Linked DNA regions of Homo sapiens: region 2 is linked to region 1. The links are chromatin loops, found by intact Hi-C in ENCODE. Cell type or tissue: endothelial cell of umbilical vein. All regions are shown on one strand.

Evidence for each region. A loop is a pair of places that touch in the nucleus more often than their neighbours do. Peaks named below come from ENCODE experiments on the same cell type or tissue, not always from the same donor. Only the 100,000 strongest peaks of a DNase experiment are listed, where the experiment ranks them.
Region 2: it touches region 1 in a loop (8-fold over the local background); 36 of 110 quality-filtered maps call a loop at or near these places.

Annotation. Positions count from the first base shown.
Region 1 is chr10:100,043,105-100,051,104 of GRCh38, forward strand. It overlaps CPN1 (carboxypeptidase N subunit 1), which reads right to left. Exons shown (of 9, transcript NM_001308.3): 8 at 5,654-5,772. Among named protein-coding and RNA genes, the nearest start is that of CPN1, 35 kb to the right of the region's middle. RefSeq lists an enhancer at 1,252-2,078. In endothelial cell of umbilical vein, a CTCF peak has its summit at 3,122 (motif pointing left); DNase peaks (open chromatin) are centred at 857, 1,557 and 3,097; H3K27ac peaks cover 849 bases.
Region 2 is chr10:99,961,348-99,969,347 of GRCh38, forward strand. DNMBP (dynamin binding protein) reads right to left here. Exons shown (of 17, transcript NM_015221.4): 3 at 7,768-7,890. Among named protein-coding and RNA genes, the nearest start is that of DNMBP-AS1, 38 kb to the left of the region's middle. In endothelial cell of umbilical vein, no CTCF peak of the experiment used is centred here; DNase peaks (open chromatin) are centred at 2,624, 3,664, 4,574 and 5,174; H3K27ac peaks cover 6,359 bases.

The DNA of each region.
Region 1 (8,000 bases):
AAAAAGAAAAAAATTAGGTTGGGCATGGTGGCTGTAATCCTTGCACTTTAGGAGGCTGAGGCGGGCAGATCACTTGAGATCAGGAGTTAGAGACCAGCCTGGCCAACATGGTGAAACCCCGTCTCTACTGAAAATACAAAAATTAGCTGGGCTGGTGGCACATGCCTATAGTTCCAGCTACTCGGGAGGCTGAGGCAGGAGAACTGCTTGAACTCAGCAGGCAGAGGTTACAGAGAGCCAAGATCACGCCACTGCACTCCAGCCTGGGTGACAGAGTGAGATTCCATCTCAAAAAGAAAAAAAAAAGTAAAGAAAAGAAAGAAAAATATATCTACACATCAAATATGATTTCACCAATACTGCCACTTAGGACAAGAGCCATGATTGACGGTGCTGTAACAATCTTCTTTATGCTGCCTGGGTGACTCACAGGTGCCATGCTCAGGCATGCCAGTAAGTGTCACCATGCTTCAGAACTAAACCTTCTGCCTACTTGTTTGACTTCAAAGATAGTAGAGATGATAAAGAGTGTTGGTATGGACTTGGGGATTTATTTTACTTTTCTTTTTTTTTTTAATTTTAGAGATGGGGTCTTGTTATGTTGTCCAGGCTGGACTCAAACTCCTGGGTTCAAGATCCCCCTGCCTCAGCCTCTCAGCCTCCTGAGTAGCTGGGATTACAGGCACATGCCACCACATCCTGCTTGGATTCTTAAACTGGAAATTTCCATGTGTGTTAATGCATCCTTTCAAGCACTACATTGCAACCTCTCTTCTGGCCACAGCACGCAGATGGAAAGATACTTTTCACTGACAAATGTGGGACATTCTGGGTGTGGAAGAGCCGTAGAACTATCCCAGGCTGAAGAGGAAGGAGAGGGAGTGGCACAGTGTCCTAACCACACTCCTCTGGGGCAGGCCTGGGCTTTCCCACCCTTGGAACAGCTTGAGCCCCTGAAGCCAGCTGGGAGTTAAAAAACATGTCACTGACTAAGAGGCCTCTCTGTAGGGTTATTTCCTGCCCCTTCCGCAAAAATTGATAGCCAGTTTTTCTGCTAGTTCCTCCAGGAGGGAAGGGGAGAATCAGAGCCAACTGTGCTGTATTATTTACCAATTCCTATTTAGTAACATAGGAATCTAGACAGAAAAAAATGAGAGAGAAGAGAGACAAGAAAATGAGGCAAGGACAGAGGAAAAGGAAAGGAGTGGTGACATGTGGAAGGCCTTGGGGAAAAGCAAAGAAAACACTGGGCCCCGGAAGATATTTTATTTCATTTTATTTTTATTTTGAGATAAGGTCTTACTCTGTCATCCAGGCTGGAGTGCAGTGGTGCAATCACGGTTCACTGCAGGCTCCATCTCCTGGGTTCAAGTGATCCTCCCACCTCAGCCTCCCAAGTAGCTGGCACTACATGTGCATGACACCATGCCCGGCTAATTTTTGAACTGTTTTGTAGAGATATGATTTCGCCATGTTGCCCAGGCTGGTCTCAAACCCCTGGGCTCAAGTGATCTGCCAGCCTCAGCCTTCCAAAGTGCTGAGATTACAGGTATGAGTCACCGCACCCAGCTGAGACATTTTAAAGCTGGAAACTCTGTAGTAAACAATCTTTTTTTTTTTTTTTGAGATGGAGTCTTGCTCTGTCACCCAGGCTGGAGTGCAGCGGCACAATCTCGGCTCACTGCAACCTCCGCCCCCTGGGTTCAAGCAATTCTCTTGCCTCAGCCTCCCAAGGAGCTGGGATTACAGGCATGAGCTACCACACTTGGCTAATTTTTGTATTTTGAGTAGAGACAGGGCTTCGCCATGTTGGCCAGGCTGGTCTCGAATTCCTGACCTCAAGTGATCCGCCTGCCTCAGCCTCCTGAAGTGCTGGGATTACAGGTGTGAACCACCACACCTGGGCAATATTTTTTTCCTTTTTTCTTTCCCAGACAGATGGATATCTGCTTTAGACTGGGAAGGGAGATAGACTCCTTTGTGATCAATAAATGGGTTTTTAGTTGTTACTGTGTCTGGAAATTGTATCCAAATGACAGACATCTTTTCTCCTCTGAGTATATTTGACATAATGATGGGTTATGTTAATTTATTTAAAGAATATGTGAAAAGGGGGGCAAAATCCTTTGAAATTGAGTGTGTTACTCAAGAGGACGTGCAGTTGTTTGAATTTGGCGTTGAACAGACTTGCTGGTAATGCAAAACTTATATATGTAGCTGCTTAACAGTCATTCAATTTTAGGATATAACAAGAAAAAAGGGAAAGAGGACCCCAGATCAGCTCATAGGCTGCAATGAAAGATTTACTCTCTGTTTCCTGCAACTGTAAGCAGAAGTAATTTACATTATTTAGGAGATGGGACTAGGGGAGGGGATGGAGGAAGAAACTATCTGGAAATTCTCAAAGGACTTAAAGCATAGTTCTTTCTCCTGATCCTTGTGTTACAATAAGGAGCTACAAACACAGGTTGTACACTTAGTATGAGTTCTGTAACACATTGGCTAAGAAGGGAGCCAGAGAGCCTGATATAGGTTCGAATCCTGACTCCCACCACTTGCTATGTGATATTACACAAGTTTCTTTTATCTTCTCTAAGCCACAAATGGGGATACTTGCATCTACCTCACAGGGTTGTTGTGAAGGTTAAATGAGATAATGCTGGAAAGCTCTCATATCATGTCATACATAGTACTTATTCAATAAATAGTAAAAGACAAGCTTGACTGGACTGCATTGTGTTAATAGGGAAAGGTGGTGGGAGGGTCTACTAAGGGTTGTGTACAGGAGTGAGGCGGCCCTAGGAAAGGCTGACTTTTAGGAAATGAGATCTGTAGATGTCTGTTAAATAGGACTGCCTCATTATTTTGTCCTCATTTGAGAAATCTGAGGATTAGTGTCTACGATCTCTGAGCTCTGTTAGCTCTGAGATCTTAATACAACCAAAACTGAAAAGATCCAGGCTGTAAAATCAAAGAAGTTCTTTGCTTCTCATCCTATCTATAAAAGAAAGCCCTGGAGAGTTTAATCTTGAAGAGTAGCTGGCTTTTTGCGGCATGAGTGGAAAGCAAGATCAGGGCCCAGGGAGCACCAGAAGGGATGGTAGAGCGCCCTCTGGTGGCAGTCCTTGCCAGTGGCACAGAAGAATGCAAGCCCGCTGCCTTCTCTGTAAAAACTGGTCTTAAAGAAACCATCAGATTTAGGCCGATCACAGTCTAGGCGGAGGGAGCACAGTGGCTCACGCCTGTAATCCCAGTGCTTTGGAAGGCCAAGGTGTGAGGATCTCTTGAACTCAGGAGTTCAAGGCTGCAGTGAGCCATGACTGTACCACTGCCCTCCAGCCTGGGCTACACAGAGAACCCGTCTCTACAAAAAATAACAAAAATTAGGCCAGGTGCAGTGGCTCACGCCTGTAATCTCAGCACTTTGGGAGGCCGAGGAGGGTGGATCACCTGAGGTCAGGAGTCCAAGACCAGCCTGGCCAACATGGTGAAAACCCGTCTCTACTAAAAATGCAAAAATTAGCTGGGCGTGGTGGCACATGCCTGTAGTCCCAGCTACTTGGGAGGTTGAGGCAGGAGAATCACTTGAACCCGGGAGGCGGAGGTTGCAGTGAGCCGAGAATGTGCCATTCACTCCAGCCAGGGCAACAGAGCAAGACTCTAGTCTCAAAAAATAAAAATAAAAATGGCCGGGTGCGGTGGCTCACGTCTGTAATCCTAGCACTTTGGGAGGCCGAGGTGGGCAGATCACCTGAGGTCAGGAGTTCAAGATCAGCCTGGCCAACATGGCAAACCCCTGTCTCTACTAAAAATACAAAAAATAGCTGAAGATGGTGGCACATGCCTGTAATCCCAGCTACTTGGGAGGCTGAGGCAGGAGAATTGCTTGAACCCAAAAGACAGTGGTTGGAGTGAGCCGAGATTGAGCCACTGCACTCCAGCCTGGGTGGCAGAGCGAGACTCTGTCGAAAAAAAAAAAAAATTAGCTGGACATGGCGGCATGTGCCTGTAGTCCCAGCTACTTGGAAAGATGAAGCAGAAGATCTCTTGAGTCTGAGGCTGCAGTGAGCCATAATCACGCCAGTGCACAGCCTGAGGGACAGAGACACTCCCTGTCTCTATGAAAGAAGAAGAGGAGGAAGAGGAGGAGGACAAGGAAGAGGAGGAGATATCTGACCTATCTTGTTTGACTGTAGGTCAAGGAGAAGGAGGAGGAGAAGAAAGAGAGGAGGAGGAGGACATATCTGACCTCCCTTGTTTGACTGTAGGTCATAAGACCCTACCTTGTTTGACTATAGGTCATGAGTCCCTCTTTCCAGAGAGGGTACTGACCCACACACAGAAGGAAGAAATTCATGGTCAGAGAGCCCAGAAGAATCTGGAAAGATAGGCCTTGCTAGATTTCTTCACTCAGTGCATAGCATTAGCTGATACTTTTTTTGTCCAGTTGCATTTATTACCTAGCTGTACCTACTTTGTTGAACCTACACATAAAAGTGGACAATTTCCCCGGTATCTTTGGGCCTTCATTCTGAAGGCTCCTGTGTATACACGTTAAATAAATTGGTATGCTCACACAAAACAAAAAAAGAAAAAACAGGCCGGGCATGGTGGCTCATGCCTGTAATCCCAGCACTTTGGGAGGCCGAGGTGGGCAGATCACCTGAGGTCAGAAGTTCGAGACCAGCCTGACCAACATGGAAAAACCCCATTTCTACTAAAAAAAACCCACCAAAAATTAGCCAGGTATGGTGGCACATGCCTGTAATCCCAGCTACTCAAGAGGCTGAGGCAGGAGAATCACTTAAACCTGGGAGGCGGGTGTTGCGGTGAGCCGAGATCATGCCATTGCACTCCAGCCTGGGCAACAAGAGCGAAACCCCCTCTCAAAATAACAATAATAATTATAATAATAAAATAAAATAAAAATAAATTGGTATGGCTTTTCTCCAATTAATCTGCCTTTTGAGAGTTGATTTGGCCCCTGCATACTAAAGGCTTTATGTGCATGTTCTCATTTCAGCCTCTGGTGAAGGAGGCACTATTATTACCAATTTACTGAGAATAAGAGAGATTAGGTAATTTGTCCAAGGTCTGTGGGCAAATGAGCTGAATTTAGAACTAGACAGTGCTTTAAATCACTATGCTATGTTAGACAGAAGAGGAAAAGCCAAAAGGAAGTGAGGAAGGATATAACAGGAGAGTGACAGAACAAAAATTAGGATGTGCGAGCAATTAATTCTTTAAAAAACAGTAAAAGAAAGAAGCTGGGCAAAGATTAGAGCTGTGCAATCACTTAAGATTTTGCAAGGGCCAAGGGTGGTGGCTCATGCCTGTAATCTCAGCACTTTGGGAGGCTGAGGCAGGCAGATCACTTGAGCCCAGGAGTTCAAGACCAGCCTGGGTAACATGACGAAATCCTTTTTCTAAAAAAAGAAAAATTAGGCGGGCATGGTGGTGTGTGCTTATACTCACTCCCAGCTACTCGGGAGGCTTAGGCGGCAGGATTGCTTCGGCCCAGGAGATCGAGGCTGCAGTGAGCCACAGTGGTGCCACTGCACTCCAGCCTGGGTGACAGAGCAGGACACTGTCCTCCAAAAAAAGACTGTATAAGTGATCTCTACAGTGCACCGTCAAGCTCAGCCTAACTCACCAACGTTGGTTCCGCAGGACCCACGGTCACAGTTACTGTCTCTGGGTCATACCCAGGTGCTGTGGCACTAACAGTGTAGATACCTGGAAGCAGCAGCCGGAAGTAATCACCATGGTCACCTGAAAGTCACAAAGATATAACTCAGTCTACTGATTAAAAATCTGTCCCAAATAAGCTAGGGTTTTTATCTGACTACAAGGTTGGCTTTTCTTTTTTTTTGAGACGGGGTCTTGCTCTGTCACCCAGGCTGGAGTGAAGTGGTGTGATCTCAGCTCACTGCAACCTCTGCCTCTCAGGTTCAAGCAATTCTCCTGCCTCAGTCTCCCAAGTAGCTGGGATTACAGGTGCGTGCCACCATGCTCAGCTAATTTTTGTATTTTTAGTAGAGACGGGGTTTCATCATGTTGGCCAGGCTAATATCGAACCCCTGACCTCAGGTGATCTGCCCGCCTCAGCCTCCCAGTGCTGGGATTACAGGCGTGAGCCGCTGAGCCCGTTGGCTTTTTTTTTTTTTTGAGATGGAGTCTCACTCTGTCACTCTGTTGCCCAGGCTGGAATGCAGTGGTATGATCTCAGCTCACTGCAACCCCTACCTCCTGGGTTCAAGCAATTCTCCTGCCTCAGCCTCCCAAGTAGCTGGGATTAGAGGCGTGCACCACCACACCCAGCTAATTTTTATATTTTTAGTAGAGACGGGGTTTCACCATGTTGGCCAGGCTGGTCTCAAACTCCTGGCCTCAGGTGATTTGCCAGCCTTGGCCTCCCAAAGTGCTGGGATTACAGGCATGAGCCACCGAGCCCGGCCGTCTTTTCTTTTTCAAAATAAATAAACAGAGTCCGGTTCTCACTATGTTGCCCAGGCTGGTCTCAAACTCCTGGGCTCAAGTGATCCTTCCGCCTCAGCCTCCCAAAGTGCTGCGATTACAGGCATGAGCCACTGCCCCCAGCCTGGCTTTTCTTAATAGCATGAAACTAGTAAAGATTTAAATCATTTGTGGACTATCTTAATAGGAGTACGGCCTCAGCTCCTACGAAGCAGGAATTTTACTGTGCTCTACACTGAACATGTTAAATGTAATTCTAGACCCTGTAGTTTAATACAAACTCCCCTCCAGTAAAGGATCACTAGGAGAGAGGAAAGGTTGAAAGGTCTGTGAATGTTTTGCCTAATAAAGAAACTACATGAGACCACAGTTTTGATATTTGAAAGGCCACTGTGAAGAAATGATGTCTATCTAAAGAAATAAGAATGAGAAGTATGGGTTTAAGTTGCAGGGAGGCAGATTTTGCTAGACAGAAATAAAACCTACTGAGGCCAGGTGCGGTGGCTCATGCCTGTAATCCCAGCACTTTGGGAGGCCCAGGTGGGTGGATCACCTGAGGTCAGGAGTTTGAGACCAGCCTGGCCAACATGGTGAAACCCCCATCTCTACTAAAAATACGAAAATTAGCCAGGCGTGGTGGCACATGCTTGTAGTCTCAGCTACTTGGGAGGCTGAGGCAGGGTAATTGCTGGACCGTGAGAGGTGGAGGCTGCAGTGAGCCGAGATCGCGCCACTGCACTCCAGCCTTGGTGACAGAGCAAGATTCTGTCTCAAATAGAACAAACAAACAAACAAACAAACAAATCTGTTGAGAGAAACAGAGCTACAAAAAAAGGAATGGACTGCTTTATGCAATTGTGAGCACTCAAGCACAGACTAGATCAGAAGCCTGGAAAGGCCACGCAGATGTACAGTGCAAAACCTGTACCACTGAACATGGAGGCCCTGGGTTGGACAAAAAGCTGCCGGTGGTGTTATATGGGTGTAATCTTATATTCAATGGGAAGGCTGGACTACATGACCAGTAAAGATACGATTTTGAGAGTCCTATCTCTTTTTTTGAGATAGGGTCTCATTCTGTTGCCCAGGCTAGAGTGCAGTGGTGCTATCATAGCTCACTGCAACCTTGAACTCCCAGACTCAAGCAATTTTCCTGCCTCAGCCTTTTGAATAGCTGGGACTATAGACACACACCACTGTGACTGGTAAATTTTATTATTTTTATTTTTTGTAGAGATGGAGGTCTTGCTATGTTGACCAGCATGGTCTTGAACTCTTGACCTCAAGCAATTCTCCCAGCTCAGCCTCCCAAAGTGCTGGGATTACAGGCATATGCCATTGTGCCCAGTGAGAATCTTATTTTTAATATTTCTTCTATTGGGCTGGTTGCAGTGGCTCATACCACTGCACTCCAGCCTGGGCGACAGAGCGAGACTCTGCCTCAAAAAACAAAAAAATTTCTTTTATCATCTTCAAAAGTATGGCAAGGGAAAAATAAAATTCAAAAGAAGCCTGTTTTTCTA
Region 2 (8,000 bases), 82 kb before region 1:
TACTGCAGCCTTGACCACCCGGGCTCAACTGATTGTCCCACCTCAGCCTCCTAAGTAGCTGAGACTACAGGCATGCGCCACCATACCTAATTTTTATTTTGACAGGGTCTCACTATGTTGCCCAGGCTGGTCTCGAACTCCTGGACTCAAGTGATCCACCCGCCTGAGTCTCCCACAGTGCTGGGATTTCAGGTATGAGCCACTGTGCCCGGCCTCTTCCTTCTACTAATTGCTCTATGCTACGACCCTGGTCCAATTCCCACCATCTCACCCTTTGAAATCTTGTCCCCACGCATTATTTCTTCAAGTCTACCAATTGATTCATGACAAATCAAGATTACAAATGCACCAGTTTTACCATCTCCCTCCCCGGGCCAAACTTTTACCATGAAGCACAAGGAGCCTACTGCTAATGGCTTCTTCCTCAGTAATCCTATTCTTATTACCCAAAATATATAAAAAATAAATTTGCTCTGGACACTCTCTGTAGAGGTTTACTGAGCTACCAAAAGACTTATGCTTTCACCCCAAAGCAAACTTACATTCATGATTATCCAGTCACAACTTTCCCCTTCTCCAACTATCCAATATTATCTCACCTATGATATGAGACCCTATTCCACACAAGGAGGTTTTTATTGTTATGAAGCCGCATCATTATTAACCCCAAAGCCTTACTCCAGTTACACTGTCTCTCCATCTGAAACCTAGGCTTGCTTCTCTAAAAAACCTTAGAAGCTCACATTCATCTTGGCTGTCTATAGCCTAGAAAAGAAATTATTGTCTATATCATGAATTCTGACACTTGTATTTTTATATACTATACAGCACCTAACATAAGATTTTACACTTAGAGAGAGTTGCCCAAAATATTTTCACAAATTTGATATTATTTGGTTTCAGTGTTCCCCAAAAATAGGGTCTTGGTCCTGTATTTCTACATTCCTTTAACTTATGATTCCCTATCCCTTGGTCAGAAGTTGGGGTCCTAAAAAATCACAAGGCTGGGCGCAGTGGCTCACGCCTGTAATCCCAGCACTTTGGGACGCCGAGGCAGGGGGATCACGAGGTCAGGAGATTGAGACCATCCTGGCTAACACGGTGAAACCCTGTCTCTACTAAAATTACAAAACGTTAGCCGGGTGTGGTGGCGGGCGCCTGTAGTCCCAGCTACCAGGGAGGCTGAGGCAGGAGAACGGTGTGAACCTGGGAGGCGGAGCTTGCAGTGAGCCGAGATTGTGCCACTGCACTCCAGCCTGGGCGATAGAGCGAGACTCCGTCTCAAAAAAAAAAACAAACAAAAAACCACAAGTAATTTTTCCCCCTCTGGCCCTAAGGCCATCCATCGAGAACACAGAGGGAATGCACTGGTGACTGACTGCTGTTCAGACACAATGGGCCTCTTGGTGAAGGGGAAGAATAAAAGCGTGCCATAACTCCCACTCTGCTGGCTTTGAAATCAACTGGCTTTCTTAAAGCTGTAGAATTATGCTATTTTCCTTGTTTTGTCAGATCCCCCTGAACCCATATAATAAGGCTTGTTTTCCTATCTATTTTCAACAGGATAACTGTTTTGATAAGCTTTATTACCTGATGGACTGCTATTTTATTGGTTATTTCTACACAGTAAAGGTGAATCTTGAAAAACATACACAATTTAGAACCTGGAAAGTACTTTAGAGATTATTTAGTTCAATACCCTTTTTATTTTAAAATTCATTTGATTATTATTATTTTTTGAGACAGGGTCTCAGTCTGTTACCCAGGCTGGAGGGCAGTGGCTCAATCACTGCTCATTGTAGCCTTGACCTCCCAGGCTCAAGCAATCCTCCTGCCTCAGCCTCCTGAGTAGCTGGGACTACAGGTGTGTGCCACTGTGCCCAGCTAATTTTTTTTTTTGTTATTGTGGAGATGGGGTCTCATTTGTTGCCCAAGCTGGCCTCAAACTCCTGGGCTCAAGTGATCCTCCCACCTAGGCCTCCTAAACTGCTGAGATTAAAGGTGTGGGTCACCATATTCTGCCTCAATGCCCCTGTTTTATAGCCCTGTTACTGAACCGTAAGTCTCTGTTTTTCATCAGAAAGAGTCATACAAGCTATTCCCCTGGGGTCCTAGGTGATTCCTTAGGAACGGATCACTTTTTCCATTAGATTGGTATCTCCAGAATAACTAGTGGTCATTCCCAGACTTCTGAAATGCCAATATGAGGAACTCCTGCACGAGCAAGACCAGATTTTGAGAACAGAAAAATAGGAAGTGTGGTGACCCTTAGGGTCAGCCTGAGCCTTTGACTCATGCACAATTAATCCCAGCCACACTGCTTGTTTCCTCTGGTTGGATTTTTTATTTGAACAGGAAATGCATTAGGAATAAAATGGTAAAAAGGAGTGCAGGTCTTCTTAGAATCGGATATGAGCAGTCTGACTGCAGTCCTGGGTTCCTCACGGACTCCTTTTGGGCTGTCTCTAAATGCCAGGGGAACTATGTGCTTTATGCAGCCTGACCACGTAGAGTATTTTATTCAGGTTTCCATACGAGCCATGTCAGAACTTCTTTCCTGAGAGTTCACATTCATGGCATCACAAATTTATAACACATGTGCTTTGACTGATGAATACCACTGGTCAATTTATTTTTTATTGGCCTGTTGTTTGAGGGGGCAGGTTATAGGCAAGGGATGAGGATTCTGTCTTACGTGAGGCAATTATTAGTGATATTTTATCACTTGTCATAATATGCACTAACTTGTTTCTCTCCTCTCTGTCTTTTCCTTGTCCTATTCTCTCTCTTTTTTTTTTTTTTTTTTTTTTTTGGAGACAGAGACTTGCTCTGTCGCCCAGGCTGCAGTGCAGTGGTGCGATCTCGGCTCGCTGCAACCTCTGCTTTCCGGGTTCGAGCAATTTCTCCTGCCTCAGCCTCCCGAGGAGCTGGGATTACAGGTGCCTGCCACCATGCTGGTAGTGATGGGGTTTCACCATCTTGGCCAGGTTGATCTCAAACTCCTGACCTCGTGATCCACCCGCCTCAGCCTCCCAAAGTGCTGGGATTACAGGCGTGAGCCACTGCGCCCAGCCTCCTTGCACTAATCTCTTATTTTGGCTTTGTTCTTTACTCCCCTCCACCCCCCACCTTTCTTTTCTCCTGTTTTTGTTTTTTTTTTAGGATAGTCAGGGGCACTGGCCACCTGTTTTGATTCTTCTTCTAAGAGACAGACTTGTTTCTCAGTTTAAATATAACTCGAGGCCAGGCGTGGTGGCTCATGCCTGTAATCCCAGCACTTTGGCAGGTCGAGGCAGGCGGATTGCTTGAAGTCAGGAGTTCGAGACCAGCTTGGCCAAAATGGTGAAACCCTGTCTCTACTAAAAATACAAAAATTAGTTGGGTGTGGTGGCACACACCTGTAATCCCAGCTATTCGGGAGGCTAAGGCATGAATATCACTTGAACCAACGAGGCGGAAGTGGCAGTGAGCAGAAATTGCGCCACTGCACTCCCGCCTGGGCGACAGTGTGAGACTCCAGCCCAAGGAAAAAAAAAAAATATATATATATATATATATTTTAACTCAAAACAGTAGGAATAGTCCAAAACAATTACATAGCTTCAGGAAAAGGAAGAAGGGTGACATCTGCTGGAACAAAGATCAGTGGTTCTGATTTCACATAGAATCTCTCTGAGAACAGACACACAAAACTTCACAGACTTATCCCAGAAACAAGATACCCAAAGCACATCAATGAAGCCCAGGCGCCCAGGTTAAGACTAATAAGAATAGCTAGCATTTACTGAGCGCTTACCTACTACCACATGCTTTCCATGTACAACCTCATCTAATCCTCACAATCACCCTGAGGTAGGTATTATATTATTATCCTCATTTTGTAGATAAGAAAACTGAGGCTGAGAGACTTAAGTAACTAGTCCAAGGTCACAGCTATTAAGTGGTGGACTTGGATTTAAACTTAGGCCTGTCAGAATTCTTATCCCCTAAGCTATACTGCCTGCTCTAAATACATATAGACATCTATAAATTACACATATATTTTTTCTCTTATTAATCCTAATGATACTTCTTAAAGGTAAGTAAGTAACAGTGAACTAAAAAGGCACGTGGTAAAACACAACAGATCTCAAACATTATCTCACATACTTTTTTTTTTTTTTTTTTGAGATGGAGTTTCGCTCTTGTTGCCCAGGCTGGACTGCAGTGGCGCAATCTTGGCTCTCTGCAACCTCCACCTCCCGGGTTCAAGCAATTCTCCTGCCTCAGCCTCCCAAGTAGCTGCAATTACAGGTATGCACCATCATGCCCAGCTAATTTTGTATTTTTAGTAAAGATGGGGTTTCACCATGTTGGCCAGGCTGGTCTCGAACTCCTTACCTCAGGTGATCCACCCGCCTAGGCCTCCCAAAGTGCTGGGATTACAGGCTTGAGCTACCATGCCTGGCCCCACATACTCTTAAGGTTTCCAAATCCCCTCCTGACCTATTCCATCATCAACATTTCATTTACAGACACACTGATCTAATGGAAAAAGTGATTTTCAGTCTAGGAAGTTGAAGCGCCATCCCAAGCACTAGACTTAAAAAACAGGAAACCTAGATGCAAGTCTGATAAACTTGCATATCTGGCATAAAACAATACTTTCATTTTTTAGTGATTTTGTTTCCCACCAGTAAATACCTGTTGATGTGACTTGTCACGTATACAAAAAGAGAAATTAAAATCATTTGTGCACAAGCTAAGTTTCCCAGAAAAAGGCAAATTGCATAGGTATAACTAACTTCTCCATCCTCCAAGCCTTGTGTTTCCAAATTAAAAGACAGAGCTAAAAAAAAAACGTGAAAGGCATAGAAGGAAAGCTGACTGGTCAGTGTGTTTACTGGCAGTAGATTATCACAGAGAGGAGAACAAGATAAAACCATGGATAATTAGTACATCTCATTCTAGTCTCTCTTTCCCAGTGTATCCCCCTGCCCACATCCTCTTCCTTTGGATTCCACTTACATCTTTAAGCTTATTAGGCTTAACTGGTTAAAAGGTAGTCAAGATAAAATCTAGATTCCAGGTCCTGGCCTGACCTTGAGTCAGTCTTCAGACAGGTGACTCACGATGCCAGATTCTTTCTGAGAATCTCTCGGATGGCATGCTTCCTAAGAAAAGTTCATGCTACCCACATCCTCTGAACAGCTCAGCGGAAGCCACTGTACTCTTGTCCTTTCTCCATTCCATCAGATATGGACTACAGACTCCACTGGGAGAGCTATGAGTAAGGACAGATAAGGTCCCTGCTATAATCTCTTAATCTATTTCTGTCTACCTTCCCAACACTGATTAACAAGAAAGCATAGAGCTGAAGTAGAGACTGAGTATAAAGTGAAGTGTAAGAAACTCTCAAAACAACAGAGCGTGGTGGCGTTTTCTCTCGTTAATACGTTTTGTTTTTTTTTTGAAACAAGGTCTTGTTCTGTTGCCCAAGCTGGAGTGTAGTGGCGTAAACACAGCTCACTGCAGCCTCAACCTCCTGGGCTCAGGCTCCTGCCTCAGTTTCCTGAGTAGCTGGGACCACAGGCATATACCACTGGTATGCACCACCATGCCTGGCTAATTTAATTTTTTTTTTTTTTTTTGTAGAGACAGCGTCCTGCCATGTTGCCCAGGCTGATCTCAAACTCTTGGGCTCAAGGGATACTCTTGCCTTTGGCCTCCCAAAATGCTAGGATTACAGGCATGAGCCACTATACCCAGCCTCTTATCAATCCTAATGATACTTCTTAAAGTTAAGTAAGGTCTGTAATCCCAGCTACTCGGGAGACTGAGGTGGTAGCATCACTTGAGGCTAGGAGTTTCAGACCAGCCTGGGCAACAACGTGAGACCCTGTGTCTTAAAAAATAAAATAAAATTTGTATAATAAAAAATAAATAATCGCAGCACTTTGGGAGGCCAAGGTGGGCAGATCACAAGATCAGGAGTTCAAGACCAGCCTGACCAAGATGGTGAAACCCCATCTCTACTAAAAATACAAAAATTAGCTGGGTGTGGTGGCAGGTGCCTGTAGTCCCAGCTACTCAGGAGGCTGAGGAAGGAGAATCGCTTGAACCTGGGAGGCGGAGGTTGCAGTGAGCCGAGATCATGCCACTGCACTCCAGCCTCGACAGAATGAGACTCCGTCTCAAAAAACAAACAAATAAATAAATAAACAAAATAAAACAAAATCTAAAAATAAAGAAATTCTCAAAATAGATTTTGAGGATTAAGGTCAAAATCCATTATTCCATTCTTATCACTAAGGGTTAGAGAAGTTTGATAGGTTTTTCTGGGTGTGTGTGTGTGTGTGTGTGTGTGTGTGTGGGTATGTGTGTACATGATTTAAGAAATGAAGCCTGTCCCTTTTGTGCCATATGCCAAAGAGCAAGTAATGATATTAATAACACACCTAATAAGTTCTACTGTTTTGATGACTGAGTCATCACAAAATTGGATTGATCAGAAGCTTCTGTCTTTTAGACACTACTGGTTTCTCTGTTTATGCAGAATGGACTTAAGGATACTTGTTGAAATGGTTTATAGTTTGTTCATCTAATCAGAGTGCAAGAAGGGAGAAATACTTGGAAAATCACTGAGAGATAGCTATGACTACCTGTTTTAATTTATATTTATATATTTATGTATTATTTATTTGAGACAGGGTCTCGCTCTGTCACCCAGGCTGGAGTGCAGTGATGTGATCATAGCTCACTGACGCTTCCAACTCAAGCGATCCTCTTGCTGCAGCCTCCTGAGTTGTTAGGACTATAGGTGCATACCACCATGCCTGGCTAAGTATGACTATCTGTTTTAAATCACTTCCTTTTAAACTGGCTCTGATAAGACAGTAGTAAAATGCGGATGTTTTGCACCTATCTCTTAATTTCCACATCAAAATTCCTGCTCTACTATTATACATTAATAAATGGTAATATTGTTAGCAAAGCCGTACCCAGTTATTTTTTTCTCCCTCCGCCCACGCCCCGTATCAGTTTTTAAAAGAAAAAAAGAGAAATAAAGCCTGAAGTTGGTCAGGCGCAGTGACTCATGCCTGTAATCCCAGCACTTTGGGAGGCCGAGGCAGGCAGATTGTTTGAGCCTAGGAGTTCGAGACCAGCCTGGGCAATATGGCAAAACCCCATCTCTACCAAAAATACTAAAAATTAGCCCAGCGTGGTAGCACGTGCCTGCGGTCCCAGCTACTCATGAAGCTGAGGTGGGAGGACTGCTTGAGCCTGGGAGGCAGAGGTTGCAGTGAGCTGAGATCGCACCACTGAACTCCAGCCTGGGCAACAGAGTGAGACTACTGTCTCAAAAAAAAAAAAAAAAAGAGAGAGAGAGCATGAGCCTGAAGTGTGGCTATAGCATGGGGGCATTGGAAAGATAACACTGGACTTAGAATATGATCAGTTCATATTCTGAGGCCAAGACTTCCCACCTTCGGCCAACAGTCTTTGAATTTTGCTCTCATTATTTATAAAATACAGTTAATAATCCCCACTTTCCTACCTCCCAGGTCTGTGCTGAGGATCAAATGAGAATATATTTGTGAGAAAATACCTTGGAAATTTTAAAATGGTACTAAACTATAAGGCATCATTACGTCCACGCTATTTGGTATTGCCGAGGACTCTCTAGAGGTTAAGCCACTTCACAAATTCAAAAAGGATCTGGTTGTCGAAACGGGCAGACTCCAAAAATCTAATTTCAAATAGTCTACTATTTGATGAGCAGCTTACCTCGATGGAGGGGAAGATTATCCAACTCTTGGGATGTGAATTCACAAATGCACACAAACAGCCTCTCTCCCTCTTTTAGACTGGGAATGGTCACAATTTCCACAAAACTGCTGGGGAATTGTCCTGAAAATAAAAGCAAACATATTAAATTTTAATACTGAGATTTCTTTTCCCGTCTGTGTACAAGGACAAAAACTTTTCTTCTGAGTCCATGTATAGACCGTAACTTGAAA